Linked DNA regions of Mus musculus: region 2 is linked to region 1. A link is a loop called in an ENCODE intact Hi-C map of the cell type or tissue named here. Cell type or tissue: heart. All regions are shown on one strand.

Region 1 (8,000 bases):
TGGCCACTGCCATGAGGGGCAGTGGCATAGCCCAACTTGTGTTTGAGCCCCGACTGCACCCCCAGTGAGCCAATAGGCCCATTGGTCCCTTCTGTAGCAGCCCACTCCATCTAGAATCACGACTTCCTCATGGACACTATGCTGAAATCAAACCAGAGGCAAATGCCATCTACAAGAATCTAACCCAGGAGTCTAACCTTTCTGAGATTTAATCACATGACTTATAATATGGAAAGGTCACAGGTTTCTCATTGTCTTTAAATACACTTTAACCAGATGACTGAGTCATGGACAACTACTAAGTCAGACAGAAGTAGAGCCCGAGCTTCCTGGCACAGGCTGGTAATTCAAACTCTAGGGAGGTAGAAACATGAGTTAAGGAGTTCAAAGCCATCACTGGCTGCATAGCAACTTTGAGGCCAGCCTAATTCCTGATGTGACCTGAGTGTCTTCTTGCATCCTCACCTCTTTGGTGGAAGTTCCACGAAACAGCCTGATGGTCTCTGAAGTGCTATCAAGTCTCTTCTAGCTCCAGCACCTTAGGTTTCCTAGACCGAAGGAAGAGTCAGTGAGCCAAATGCATTAACACTAAGCTGGCAACTGTCCACGTACCATTTACCCCACAGCTTCCATACCAAGAACAGGACATTTCCCTTCAACACAACTCAGTCATGACTGGCACTCCAGAAAAGAACACAGGCTGTAGGACTAGAGATGCCTGCTATCAAAGGAGAAAACCAATTCCTGCAAGCTGTTCTCTGACCTTGATGTTCTATGCCATCCATTGGCCCATACCTACCCATGGACACGCACACAAAAGAAGTACAATTAAAGGTTTGAGTTAAGGGGCTGGAGATAGATAGCTCAGCAGTTATCACTGACTGCTCTTCTAGAAGTCCTGAACTCAGCAACCACGTGGTGGCTCAGAACCATCTGTAATGGGATCTGATGCCCTCTTCTGGTGTGTCTGAAGTCAGTGACAGTGCACTCACATATGTGACATTGAAAGAACTCAGTGGGGAAACCCCCACTCAGCTCCCGATTCGGCGTGCACCCAAGAATCACGAATAGAACACAACACCTTGATGTAACAACAAGAGGTTTTTTTAATGGCGGAGCTCCGGGTCGAAACGTATCTCACATAACAGGAGACAGTGGATTCGACCACGAGGCTTGGAAGCTAGGGGTTTTTATAGAAAAGGAGTGGGGCTGGGGGAGGAATTGGCGCGGTTTCACATCAGCAGCCTGTAACATTTAACTTAGGTCAGAGGGGTGGGAGCTAGGGAGGCGATGGGCTTGCCCGGGCATGTCCTGGTCTGTTCTGCTATGTTCTCAGCCCCAGGTTTCAAAGCTCAGAAACAACTCTTTGGGCTATTTAACATACATTACATGAATTACAGTTTTATTCCCTTTCAACATAAAGATTTGAAATGAGGGCCTGGTGTGGTAACACACACCCTTAATCCCAGTACCTGGGATTCCTTCCTTTTGCCGGGAGGCTTTCCTTAGGTATTGGCACAGCAGCCAGATTTCTACCATCTGCAGGCTCTCTGCCTTTTAAGAACCAGGCCTAAGGCCCGGTGTGGTGGCACACGTCTTTAATCCCAGCACTCGGGAGGTAGAGGCAGATGGATTTCTGAGTTCCAGGCCAGCCTGGTCTACAAAGTGAGTTCCAGGACAGCCAGGGCTACACAGAGAAACCTTGTCTCGAGAAAAGAAAAAAAAAAAAAGAAAAATAAGGCCTAGAGCCCAAATGGAACCAAAACCACGTGTCACCACACCTGGGGTTTTACTTCAACACCGGAGACCCAACTCTGGTACTCCTGCTGTATTTTGTAACTGTTTTAAGGATTTACTACTTTGTACTAACTCTGGAGCACAGAAAAATATTCAGCTGGGTGTAGCCTTACACACCTTTAATCCCAGCACTCAGGAGGCAGAGGTGAGTGGATCTGTTTTGAGTTCCAGGACAGCAAGAACTACAGAGAAACCTTGCCTCAAAACAAAACCAACAAGAAATGACTTATTTGCCTCTGCACCATGTGCAGAACTATCCCACACAGTTAAACAAAACAAAAAACCCAAAGTGCAGCATTGCAAATCTTACCGGCTTGTAATTTATCCACGTGGCAGGTGTCTGCCATATTGTCTGAAATTTCTATAACCTTGCTCTGGAGAGGGCAGGGCAAGGCCTCAAACCACTTCAAAATTGTTCTGGCAAGCACTGTAGGAATGCACAGGGTCACTGCAGACCCAAGCACGCTGGAGGCTTGCTAAGTATATCACTCCAATCCTGCACGACCCATACTGCAGTCTCCCAGTCCCCAGAAGTCTAGGGGAGAGAATTAGTCCTGAAAATGAATTCAAGATACGGAGTTTGGCTTCACCGGCCACCGAGCTTCCACAACTGACTTACCAGGACATGTCCCAAAGCTCGGTCATCCCTTCCACGCTGTAGGGCCACCCACAGGGCCTCGATGTCCACCTAGGAGGGGAGAAAAGACAGATTCAGCGCAGCCAGTGCGTATCACCCAGTTCTAGCCCCTCCGAACGTTCTCTCGTAAAAGGAAAAAAAAATCTCTTGAGGGAAGACTCTGCTTGCTTGGGCGGAACTAGCTGGGGTTGGAAAGGAATCCCCCAGAAACAGGCCTAACTCACCCGGTGGCACGTGTCTCCCCAGGGCAAACGTCCCTGCTCCACCGCAGGCTGATCTCCTGCCACCGAGCTCAGCCATCTCTACCTGGACTCGGAATAGCCCTGCACGGCGCCTGTGCCCTGATGACGGAAGATAAGGTGAGGGCCGCAGCACATGCTAGGAAGGACCCGCCAGCCATGGCTGCCAGCTGAGGACGCTCACGTGTGCTTAAAGTTACGGTCACAGCAGCGAGCCGCGCACGCGTAACGTCACCACGCAGCCCCGCCCAAAGCCGCGTGCGCGGGCTCCAAGACACTGACGTCAGCGCCCCTGGGGCGTGGCCTCGAGCGCGGGTTTAACCCGCTCCCCCAGCTGGCCGGTCCTGGTAGTGGCGGTTGATCGAATGCGGACCTCAGACTCAGGGATTGCCTTCTGCATCCTATCCTTTTAGTAATCCGGGTGCCAAAGCTGGGGCCTGGAACCGGAGGTAGCCCTGGCTGAGAAACACGTGGACGCTGGGCCCTGGGATGGACCAACACAACAACAACCAACAACAAAGTGATGTGAATGGACCAGAAAGTGAGAGGGGGCAGGAAAGAAAACCTCGGTCAGCATTTTTATTTTCTTTATTTTTTGTTTGTTTTGTTTTTCGAGACAAGTTTCTCAGTGAAGGCCTGGCTGTCCAGGAACTCTGTAGAACAGGCTGGCCTCGAACTCAGATCCACCTGCTTCTGCCTCCACAGTGTTAAGATTAAAGGCGTGGGACACCACTGCCCATCTTTTCCTTTCTTTTAAAAACATATGTCTGCCCTTTCTTCACCTTCCAACATGGACTTCTTCACGAATTTGCTGCAGAAACAAGCACCACAAGAAGCACGAGTCTTTGTAATAGTTAACAAAGCTTATGGCCACACTCAGATCAGAAGTCACCGGAGAACCATTCCCAAGCCCAGGGCCTTGAGCTTGCAAATGCTCTACTGTCACATCCTCAGCCCTTTCTTGAATTTTTCTTTCTCTCTTTTATTCCCCCCTCTTTTTAGAGGTTGGGTGGCTTAGTTCTCATTAAATTTCTAGTGACACAAACCACAGGCTCATAACTGAAAAGGAGCTAAGACTTTATTTTTGGCCCAGGAAGGTAGATCGGCAGCGAAAGGCTCTTGCCACTAAGCCTAAATTTGAATCTCAGAAACTATAAGGTGGAAGGAAAGGGGACTTCATCAAATTGTTTGCCCACTCCACTTGTAGGCTGTGTGTATGTGCATGCTTACGTGTCACACATACAAACACACACAAATGTAACAATAAAAATTACAAAGAGTTTATAATTGGTGCTGTAGAGATGGCTCAGTAGTTAAAAGCACTTGCCACTCTTACACAGAGCCCAGATTCAATTCCCAGCGTCCACATGGTGATGACAACTATCCTTAACTGCAGTTCCAGGGATCTGCACATTCAAGTAGCTGGGATTACAATCCGGGCTCACCAGGCCCAGCTGGGAGTCATCTTTTCTGAATGTAGTTGTCAGAGGACTTGAGGCTCCAACTTTCAATGCTTTAATGACAAGAGTTTGTTCCTTGACTCCAAATTGCAAAACCTGCCTGTTTGGGGCCAACACGATGGCTCACTGGGTAAAGAAAGGCACTTGACACAGAGCCTGATGACCTGAGTTTGACCCCTGGCACACTTGTGGTAGGAGAGGAGCAAGTCCCACAAGTTGTTCTTTGAACTCCGTGCATGTGCACGCATTAAATAACTATAATTAAAAAAATTAGGGGCTGGTGAGATGGCTCAGCGGGTAAGAGCACCCGACTGCTCTTCCGAAGGTTCGAAGTTCAAATCCCAGCAACCACATGGTGGCTCACAACCACCCATAATGAGATCTGACTCCTTCTTCTGGAGTGTCTGAAGACAGCTACAGTGTACTTACATATAATAAATAAATCTTTAAAAAAAAAAAAAACTTTAAAAAAAATTAGGGGCTGGTGAGATGGCTCAGTGGGTAAGAGCACCCGACTGCTCTTCCGAAGGTTCGAAGTTCAAATCCCAGCAACCACATGGTGGCTTACAACCACCCATAATGAGATCTGACTCCTTCTTCTGGAGTGTCTGAAGACAGCTACAGTGTACTTACATATAATAAATAAATAAATAAATCTTTAAAAAAAATTAATCCCTACTTGTGTTATTAAATTTTTAAAAACATATTTTATGTGTATATGTCTTAGGGTTTCTATCCCTGTCATAAAACACCATGACCAAAGCCAACGTGGGGAGGGACAGGCTTATTTCACTTACAGTTTCATATGACAGTTCATTATCAAAAGCAGCAAGGACAGGAACTCAAGCAGGTCCCGGACCTGGGGGGCAGAGCTGACCCAAGGGCTATGGAGGGGTACAGCTGACTGCCTTGCTCATCGAGGCATGCTCAGCTTGCTTTCTTACAAAAAGCAGGCTTATAGGACCACCAGTCTAGGGATGGCCCCACCCACAGTGGGATGGACACTTCCCCCATCAATCATTCATTAAGAAAATGCCCTACAGCCAGAGCCAGATTTTTTTTTTTTTTTTTTTTTTGAGACAGGGTTTCTCTGTATAGCTCTGGCTGTCCTGGAACTCACTTTGTAGACCGGGCTGGCCTTGAACTCAGAAATCTGCCTGCCTCTGCCTCCCAAGTGCTGAGATTAAAGGCGTGAGCCACCACGCCCGGCTCTACAGCCAGATCTTATGGTGACATTTTCTCAATTTAGATTCCCTCCTTTCAAATAACTCTGGCTTGTGTCAGAGTTAAATCACAGTATGGGTGTTTTGCCTGCATGTATGTCTGTGTGTGTGTGTGTGCATGTGTGTGTTTGTGCATGTATGTCTGTGTATGTGTGAGGTGTGTGTGTGAGTGTGTGTGTGGTGTATGTGTGTGAGTGTGTGGTGGTGTGTGTGTGTATGTGAGTGTGTGTTGGGAGCCGCCCCCACATTCGCCGTCACAAGATGGCGCTGACATCCTGTGTTCTAAGTGGTAAACAAATAATCTGCGCATGAGCCAAGGGTATTTTATGACTACTTGTACTCTACCTTTCCCGTGAACGTCAGCTCGGCCATGGGCTGCAGCCAATCAGGGAGTGATGCGTCCTAGGCGAAATATAACGCTCCTAAAAAAGGGGACGGGGTTTCCGCCATTCTCTCTCGCTGGCATCTCTCTGGCTCTGCGCGCCCTGCGCTCTCTCGCTGCCTAAAGATGTAAACAATAGAGCACGCTCTGCGCCCCGGCGCGCCAGAGCTCTGGCTCCTAAAATTATTGAAGGGGCTTTCGTTTTGGGGGCTGGGCGCTGGGCGCTTGCCCTCCTGGCTCCCAAAGATGTAAGCAATAAAGTTTTGCCGCAGAAGATTTTGGTTTGTTGCGTCTTTCCTGGCCGGGCGTGAGAACGCGATTAAGAATTGGTGCTGAAATCCGGGACGAGAAATTCCGGGACGAGAAAAAATCCGGGAAGAAAAAACCCGGGAGGAAACTCGGGACGGGAGCTTCACCGGCGCAAGGAAGATCCCTCATTCCAGAACCAGAACTGCGGGTCGCGGTAATAAAGGTTCCCGTAAAGCAGACTGTTAAGAAGGATTCAACTGCATGAATTCAGAACTTTTCAGCTGGGGAACGGCGGTAACCCGTAAGTATAGCTTTACGAGGTACGCCTGGCCTTGAACTTTCTAAGGAAATTCAAGACAGTCTATCAGAAGTAAAGTGGAAAATAGCTTTATAAGGTATGTTTGGCCTTGAACTTTCTCTAGTGTTAGAAGCCCTTTTGTTCCTTTTCACATGTTATCAAGTGGTTAAGGCAGGGCGGATTCTAGATGAAATTCAGGACAATCTATCAGAAGTAAAGCGGGGAGAGAGAGTAGGAGCAAAGAGAAAATATGGTACACAAAATAAGCATACAGGCCTTTCCACGGGTCTTGAACCCGAGGAAAAGTTTAGGTCAGGTAAGAATACCTGGGGAGAGATTAGAAGGAAGGAGAAGGAAAAAGAAAAGAAAAAAGATCAATCAGCGGAGGCTTCTAGGAGAAGGAGCCTCTACTCATCACTAGGTGAGCTCAAGGAGCCAGTTTTTAATAGTTCTGAATCAGATGAAAAGGCTATTAGGGCCTGGAAGGCGCTCTCCCGAGCAGGTGAAGCCACTGGACAATAATGACAGAGGCAGGCTCTTGCAGCCTACAAGGTCTTATTGTCCACCCTGGAGTTGTAGATCAGGATTGTAAAGGGGAACTTCAGGTTCTCTGTTCTTGTCCTCAAGTTGTCTTTTCTATATCACAAGGGGACAAAATAGCTCAACTAATAATTTTGCCAAGCCTACATGGCTGTTTTTTCTTCCTCTGATATTCCTAGAGCTGCCAGAGGGATTGGTTCTACTAGAAATGATTCTGATTACTTAATAATGCCTTTAGATTGTTGTCAAATTTTATCTACTCACGTAGGGGTAAACCCTCGTGGCGCCAGGCCATTACAGGTCTGACAAATGGATGTCACGCATATTTCCTCCTTTGAGAGAAATCAATATTTACATGTTTAGAAGAAACCCACTTAAAAATGGGATTGTGGTATATACTGATGGATCAAAAACTGGCATAGGTGCCTATGTGGCTAATGGTAAAGTGGTATCCAAACAATATAATGAAAATTCACCTCAAGTGGTAGAATGTTTAGTGGTTTTAGAAGTTTTAAAAACCTTTTTAGAACCCCTTAATATTGTGTCAGATTCCTGTTATGTGGTTAATGCAGTAAATCTTTTAGAAGTGGCTGGAGTGATTAAGCCTTCCAGTAGAGTTGCCAATATTTTTCAGCAGATACAATTAGTTTTGTTATCTAGAAGATCTCCTGTTTATATTACTCATGTTAGAGCCCATTCAGGCCTACCTGGCCCCATGGCTCTGGGAAATGATTTGGCAGATAAGGCCACTAAAGTGGTGGCTGCTGCCCTATCATCCCCGGTAGAGGCTGCAAGAAATTTTCATAACAATTTTCATGTGACGGCTGAAACATTACGCAGTCGTTTCTCCTTGACAAGAAAAGAAGCCCGTGACATTGTTACTCAATGTCAAAGCTGCTGTGAGTTCTTGCCAGTTCCTCATGTGGGAATTAACCCACGCGGTATTCGACCTCTACAGGTCTGGCAAATGGATGTTACACATGTTTCTTCCTTTGGAAAACTTCAATATCTCCATGTGTCCATTGACACATGTTCTGGCATCATGTTTGCCTCTCCGTTAACCGGAGAAAAAGCCTCACATGTGATTCAACATTGCCTTGAGGCATGGAGTGCTTTGGGGGAAACCCAAACTCCTCAAGACTGATAATGGATCAGCTTATACGTCTCAAAAATTT
Region 2 (8,000 bases), 100 kb after region 1:
TATCCATCACTTACTGAACCCAGACAGTAAAGAAGCGCTGGAGAGCCGGGCGTGGTGGTGCACGCCTTTAATCCCAGCACTTTGGAGGCAGAGGCAGGTGGATTTCTGAGTTCGAGGCCAGCCTGGTCTACAGAGTGAGTTCCAGGACAGCCAGGGCTACACAGAGAAACCCTGTCTCAAAAAACCAAAAAAAAAAAAAAAAAAAAAAAAAAAAAGCACTGGCAAACTACCGATTTTCAAGACCTGCGACTAAGTAAATATCGACCCTGAAACCTAAAATGCAGAAACACGAAAAGTGACTGGCAGGGGACGCCAAGGGTCACTGCGGGCAGCGGAGCTTCCCGGGATAGGCCTCGTGTCTACCGCGGGCCGAGGAGCGCGTGCGCAATCGCAGCCCGGAACCGAATTTGCAACCGAACAGCGCCCTTGGGGCACGGTGTCGAGAGTCCCTTTCCTGGCTCCCCCCACAACAGCCCCGCCGGTCCTTACTAACTGCTGCCCTTCCCAGCCACGCTTCCCGTCTCGGATACCCACGTTCAGAAACCCGGTCTCTCCAGGACGCCAGACTGCGGCGGCGATCACCCTCACTGACCTCCATCAGCCTACGGCCTCCACGCGGCCTGGCGCGCTCACTGACGTCACTGGCGCGCCGCCGGAAGCTAGGTGGCCCAGTGCTCCCGGACGGAGGCCACGCCCTCCGCCCCTTCCGCAGTCGCCATCTTTGTTGCGCTCAGGCTTCCGGTACTGGGAAGTGTAGTGAGATCCTGGTCGTGGGAAACGTAGACGGGAAGGAGAGGGTGAATTCTACACGGCAGGGCACGTCGGGCCAGAGTCTCCTACTTGTGCGGAGTTTGGGTAGCGACTCTGATGTCAGCCCGTTCTGCCCCACTCCCTTGGGCCTTTCACAGGTCCTGTAGGAGAGGCGTGAGTTGGGACCGCCGTGTTGACTTTGGGGTTCGGGGCGGGAAGGCATTGCCAGGTGTCGGGTAATTACAGAGAAGCGAGTTGTAGCTCCAGCTGAAGGTCTTTTCGGAAATGCAAGCAGTTTGTCTAGATTAAACAAGTAAAGGACATACCGTATACAACGGCACACCGATAAATTGCTGTAATCTCAGTAATGGAGGCAGGAGGCCGAGGGCTAGCCTGTACTACTGTGGAGGCCCTGCATCAAGAAGCAGAATAGCCGGGCGTGGTGGCACACACCTTAAAACCCCAGCCAGGAGACAGGAAAAAGGATCTTTGAGGTCGTGGCTAGCTTGGTCTACATACCAAGTTTAGGACAGCCGGGACGACCTGGAGAAGGCCCTGCCTTAGCGCACGGCAGGACTGAGGAGATAGTACAAAATGCTGGGTAGGATGGTTGGGAGGTGAGTTTTCCCAGTAATCCCAGTGCTAGGAAACCACAGACGGCATCTCTGGGACAAAGGTGTATGTGTGCATGAAGAGATCACAGGAAAACTTGGGGAAATTTGTTTCTTCCAATCATGTGGGATCTGGGAATTGAACTCACAGTCAAGTGGCCCCTAAACTAACTGTCTGTTTTCCTAGACAGCGTTTCTCCTTGTAGCCTTGGCTGTTTTGGAACTCGCTGTGTAGACCAGGCTGGTCTTGAACTCACAGAGATCCCCCTCCTTCTGCCTCTGGAGTGCAGGACAAAAGACATGCCCCACCCCCACCCCCAGGTCCCCACTAAGTTATCCTGCTGGCCCTAATTTTGTAGAAAGGAAAATTTAACTTAAAATTTTCCTTGAAAAATCTTTATGTTTGTAAGAGTGTATTACTTCTCTCCTTTGTGGCTAAAATCAAGCGTAAACGCTGGTTCTTGTTAATAAAAGATTGCTGAATTATCCAGGGAAGCTTCTCTTGCTTTAGCCTTACAGTAGCTAGCATTATATTGCCACACTAGCTTTACCTTGGTGGTTCTTGTTTAAGAGTCTCATGCTGAATTCAAAATTTAGCTCAAAAAGGTCAGAGATAATATAGATATAAAACTCCTAAGGGGAAACACATTTTTACTATCTTGGATTAAACAGTAGTTTCTTAGTAGGAAACCAAAAGCAAAAATGACAAAAAGGAAAAACAAACAAACAAAACAAAGATAAAATGGACCAGAAAGGAAATGAAGGGTTGCAGTGGTGGACATACCACCACAGCCAGCTGAGAATGTATAAAATTCTTAGTGCTGGGACTGTTGTCTTGGAGGCCTACTGCCTCTGTTTGCTAAATAGGCCTAGTCCTGGAAGCTTCTAGCCTCTGTAGAATCTTATCTAGGCCTAGAATGTTTTCAGCCTCTGAGACTTGTTGCTGAATAAGCTCACCCTTTCTAGCTTCTTTTGAGCTGGTCAACTCAGCTGTTCTGGCTCAAAACTCCTCTCCACACTCTCCACACTCTCCACACTGACTGATTCAAGCTGGCTTCTTTCTTGGCCTCTTGACTGTTTTGCTTGAACTCCTACTAACTTTGGCAATCTGTTGTAATCTTCTGGGTCCTCATTCTCTGGCTCCTGTCTTCACTTGTGTCTAATTTATTCACTCGGCAATCTGCCTCTGTACAACTGTCGCAGTAAAACCGCTTCCTTCCTTTTCTCTGCGCTGCCCCTCAAGTAGCTTCCCTTTCCTCTTGTGAGAGTTGGGCAGATCATATTCTGTCAGATCCTTCTCTGATTCTTCACTTCACCTGCCACTCAATTAGGTAGACATCACTTTCAAACATGGGTGCTTCCTTCTACAAACTTACTTTACTGTCATTGTTTGGGATTAGAGCTGTGTGCTAAGAGCTGCCACAACTACAAACAGGTTTTCCAGTAAGTAACACAGTCTTAGGGTTCACAGTGTGATCAGATATTCTGTAACAGTGAAAGGCTGGAGCCTCTGAAGACAGCACCTCCACTCAAGGCTCCTTAAAGCTGTGAGCCACCCTCATCTCATGCCTATACCTCGCCACAGTTCCTGGAACCAACCCCAGGCTAGACCAGGTGCCAGAGGCCTTGTAGCCCCAGGACTATGGCAGCTAGAAGTATGGGAATGGGTTCATTTTCTCTGCCAATTAAATAATTAAGTAGGAAAGATGTGTTATTGGGGATCTTGGGGAACCCCAGGAGAGCCATTCTATGGCGCCTAGGGAATCAGGGTTCTTCCTTAGGGTTATTAATAAAATAATTTAGGACATACACACAAATGGAAGCCTAGGACAGTTAGAGTTCAAAAAGAAAACCCCGGGGCCGGTCAGCCATAAACCTCAAAGCTGCCTGGGGACTGGAGAATAGCCCTGCAGCTTGAGCTGGGCAGTTCACAGGTTAGCCACCGGGTGGCAGGCATCCATGTGGCCGGGAGCTAGAGCCATGCAGCTCAGATAGGGTCAGCCACCATGTTTGTCAGGCAACCTTGTGCTGGGGAGTAGAGCTTTAGGAAAGGAGCAAGGAACCCCAAAGTGTTAGGGGATTTAAGATGGACTTTGGCCAATGTCTTTGTTAGGTTGCTATCACTGTGATAAAAACCATAGCCAAAGCAACTTGTGGTTTACTTGACTCACATCACACATCATCATCAAAGAAAGGACAGGAGCTCAAGGCAGAAACTGGAGCAGAGGCCATTGCTAGGGTTGGTCTTGTGCAAGATATGCTTAGATGCTGCTGAGTTCTGTGACCAGGATCAGGTTGTAATCTGGACATGGGCATTGTATTGACCAACGTGCTGTAAAGAATGCTTTTTTTTTTTAAGATTTATTTATTTAATGTATATGAGTACACTGTAGTTGTCTTCAGACACACCAGAAGAGGGCATCAAACTCCATTACAGATGGTTGAGAGCCACCATGTGGTTGCTGGGAATTGAACTCAGGACCTCTGGAAGAGCAGTCGGTGCTCTTAACCACTGAGCCATCTCCCCAGCCCCAAGAATGCTTCTTAAGGCTTACCCTGACTCTGTTGCCTGCCTGTGGATATTGTTCCCCTAACTGGGTTGCCTCATCTGGCCTCAGTGGGGAGGAGGTGCCTAGTCCTGCAGTGACTTGAGGGAATGGAAGAAGGACCACTGGTCCTAACGTGAATGGTGTGGATGCTGAAACTGAACTGGCCTTGAGCTCCATGCACAGGTGACCTGCTGAGCCACCTGAGCACACAGTAGCCAGCAGAGCTACTGCACCTCCTCACCTCAGACCCAAAAGGCATAGTCAGGAAGCAGAGAGAAATGAATGTTGATGGTCAGCTATATTTTTTATTTTTTTTTTGCAGGGTGGGGGGAGAGGGTTAGAGACAGTCTTTAGAGCAGTCCTGGCTGCCCTGGAGCTCACTGGCTGGCCTCAGACTCAGAGATCCTCCTGCCTCTGCCTTTTGCATGATGTAATTAAAGATGTGTGTGAGATGGCTCAGAGGTTAAGAGAACTGGCTGCTCTTCCACAGGTCCTAAGTTCAATTCCTGCAACTACATGGTGGCTCACAACCATCTATAAGGGAACTGGTGCCCTCTTCTGGCCTGAGGGTGTATATGCATCAGAGCAGTCATACTTTAAATTAATAATAATAATAATAATAATAATAATATGTGTGCCACCATGCCTGGCTTTGACTTTCTTCTCTTTATTTATTTTGGTATTCCAGTCCCCAGAATGGTGTTCTCCACCCCTTCCCTCCCATTCACATGGGTCTTTTCTCCTTGTTAAAGTCATCTAGAAACATCTTTTTTTTTTTCAGTGTATGAGAAGAACAATTTTTTTTTTGTTCTTTTACCAAATTTGTGTTTTTCTATTTGACAGATATCTATACTTTTTCTGAGTCCCAAATGGAAGTGAAATTATTTCTCTTCCTTCTTTCTTTCCTTCCTTCCTTTTAAAAATTATTTACTTATTTTATGTATGTGAGTACACTGTAGCTGTCTTCAAACAGAAGAGGGCATCAGATCTCATTACAGATGGTTGTAAGCCACCATGTGGTTGCTGGGAATTGAACTCAGGACCTCTGGAAGAGCAGTCAGTTCTCTTAACTGCTGAGCCATCTCACCAGCCCAGAACAATTATTTTTTATTGGATGTTTCCTTTATTTACATTTCAAATGTTAATATCCCCTTTCCTGATTTTCCCTCCCCAAACCCCCTATCCCATTCCCCTTCCCCCTGCTCACAAACCTACCCATACCCACTTCCTGGCCCTGGCATTTCCCTATACTGGGGCATAGAGTCCTCACAGGACTAAGGGCCTCTCCTCCCATTGATGACTGACTAGGCCATCCTCTGACACATATGCAGCTGGAGCCATGAGTCCCACCATGTGTACTCTTTGGTTGGTGGTTTAGTCCCAGGGAGCTCTGGGGGTACTGGTTGGTTCATATTGTTCCTCCTATGGGGCTGCAAACCCCTTCAGCTCCTTGGATCCTTTCTCTAGCTCCTTCATTGGGGACCCTGTGCTCAGTCCAATGGAAGGCTGTGAGCATCCACTTGTGTATTTGTCAGGCACTGGCAGAGCCTCTCATGAGACAGCTCTATCACGCTCCTGTCAGCAAGCAGTCTAGAAACATCTTAATCAGCACACCTTTGCCTCCCAAGTGCTGGGATTAAAGGCCACCACTGCCTGGTATCTTTTTTTTTCTAATGATTTATTTATTTTATATATGTGAGTATACTGTCACGGTCTTCAGACACATCAGAAGAGGGCATCAGATTCCATTATAGATGGTTGTGAGCCACCATGTGGTTGCTGGGAATTGAACTCAGACTCCTGGAAGAACAACCAGTGCTCTTAACCACTGAGCCATCTCTCCAGCTCCTCCATGCTGATTCTAAATTCAGTCAAATTAACAATTAAAATTAATCTTCCCAGTATTTGGCCCTTAAGATGGCAAAGCCATGTGACCTTCCCTTTATTATGACTGGTAGGAGGCAAGAAAGGAGAGACATGAACAAATATCTACTCAGCCCAGATAGGGAACCAATGATGGATCACAGTAAGAGACTGCCAAAGTCCAGCTTGATGAAACAATGAGTGTTCTTTGGGTTACTCATAGCAGTATGAGTGAAGGTGTCTTAGTTACTTTCCTATTGCGGTGATAAGCCACTATGATCAAGACAACATACAGAAAGAGTTTATTGAGAGTTTACTGTTTCAGAGGGTTAAAGTCCATGACCATCATGACAAGGAGCATGGAAGTAAGCAGGCTTGGCACTGAAGCAGTAGCTGAAGGTTTGCATCTTGATCCACAGTAGGAGGCAGAGAGAGAAAGAACCTACACTGGGAATAGCATGGACTTTTGAAACCTTGGTGACACATCTCCAAAAGGTCACAGCCCCTAGTCCTTCCCAAAGAGTTCCACCGGCTGATGACCATGCATCCAAGCACAGGAACCTATGGGGCCGTTCTCATTCACACCACCACAGAGGGTTACTTACAGGAGCAGAAGTGACTCGAGACGACTTAACTACCGAAGCCCACCCTAGTGTGAGCAACGGCTCATGAAAACTGGGAACCTGGAGCATACTGTGCAGCAGGTAGGCAGCTCCATGGGCTGGGGAGGGTCCTTTACAAGTAGCTTGCTGGTCTGAGTTTTTTTCCATATGGCTTACTGGCCCAAGAGTGTCTTTCAGCAGTTTTTACTGCTTATATACATTTGAGGAAGGAGGAGCCTAGCACATGTGATCAGTTTCAGAAACTTCCTGAAAGTTTTGTGTTGTTTACTTCCTGAGTTTTAACTAGCTTCTCTGCAGGATGGAGCTTTTGAGTTTTAGCTGGCACCCCTTTTTAGAAAATCCCATGACTTTCTAGGATTCTCTCCAAGATGGAGGATTTTTGTCTCAGGGGAAATTGCTATAAAACACTACCCTAGTCTGATCCAGTTCATTTGAGATGCAGCCAAATCATAGCTTCAGATGGGTGTAAGAAATATTGTTTTGTGTTTTTCTACCCAGGTAGCTAGCCTAACAAGGACCCATATTTCCCAAGTCCCCTCCTCCCTCTTTATACCCATTAGCTAATTGCGTCAAATGTCAATCCCATCAGTTATGAAGTTGAGCTCCCACCAACGGGAAGAAACACAGTCACCATTTACATCAGAGATGAGAGCTGGAGGCCATTTTGGCTAAGAGTGCTGCTTTCTAGCCTGGTTTGGCTTCTGATGCATGCTTCTTTTTGCAGAAAAGAAATTGCCTTGCCCGTGCTGACTTCCTTTTGCTTTTTTCATGTGCTTCTTTGTGTGACAAGATGTTTATCTTCCCAGCATAGAGACTTGAAAGGGTGGTTTCCATAGCTTCAAATGGGGACTGATCATATGGGAACTTCTGCAGGTTCAGATGGGCTGGTCACCACAAAGACCAGGCACAGGATTAGTGTGGGCTGGACCTCCCAGATCAACTCATGACCTCCAGGTACGAGAGAGGGGATGGTGGCTGAATTCAGTCACCGACAGTCAGTAGTTTAATCGATCATGATTATGTAATGAAACTTCCTAAAAGCTCTGGACTTGAATGATGAGGAAGATTTCTGGTGTGCCTGGTGGGTGTCTGTCCCATAGGGACATTCCTGCATCTTCCACCCCTTGGCCCCTCCTTACTTCTCTTCATCTGTGTGGGGTTTTGAATAAGAGTGGTCCCCTTAGGCTCAAAGATTTAAATGTGTGGCCATTAGGGATTGGGAGGTATAGCCTCATTGTTGGAAGAAATGTGTTACTAGGGGTGGCCTTTGGGATTTCAAAAGCCCAAGCCAGGCCCAGTGGCACCCTCTCTTCATGCTGCCTGTGGGCTCTGATGTAGAACTTGCAGCTCCTTTTCCAGCACCACATCTGCCTATGTGTCATCAGGCTTCCATCTTGATGATGATGGACCAAACCTCTGAAAATATAAGCCAATTAAATGTAAGCCCCAATTAAATTAAATTAAAATCTTATAAGAGTTGTCATGGCCATGGTGTCTCTTTATGGCCATAGGTCATCGAGTAAGACAATCTGGCTACTCTTGATCTCTGTCCTTCATGACCCTTTATAAGCTCAGTGCTTGAAGTGCTTTTATGAGTTATTCTA

The links. Hi-C counts contacts between places; a loop is a spot of excess contacts. Peaks named below come from ENCODE experiments on the same cell type or tissue, not always from the same donor. Only the 100,000 strongest peaks of a DNase experiment are listed, where the experiment ranks them.
Region 2: it touches region 1 in a loop (3-fold over the local background); 10 of 42 quality-filtered maps call a loop at or near these places.

The regions. Positions count from the first base shown.
Region 1 is chr11:6,525,890-6,533,889 of GRCm38, forward strand. Snhg15 (small nucleolar RNA host gene 15) reads right to left here and starts at 2,871. Exons shown (of 4, transcript NR_045893.1): 1 at 2,659-2,871; 2 at 2,417-2,485; 3 at 466-548. LOC115487884 (a small nucleolar RNA gene) reads right to left here and starts at 2,276; the gene lies at 2,144-2,276. In heart, a CTCF peak has its summit at 3,017 (motif pointing left); a DNase peak (open chromatin) is centred at 2,952; H3K4me3 peaks cover 3,013 bases; H3K27ac peaks cover 2,674 bases.
Region 2 is chr11:6,625,431-6,633,430 of GRCm38, forward strand. It overlaps Tbrg4 (transforming growth factor beta regulated gene 4), which reads right to left and starts at 637. Exons shown (of 12, transcript NM_134011.3): 1 at 535-637. In heart, CTCF peaks have their summits at 3,299 (motif pointing right) and 4,462 (motif pointing left); DNase peaks (open chromatin) are centred at 661, 2,471 and 3,311; H3K4me3 peaks cover 1,758 bases; H3K27ac peaks cover 1,652 bases.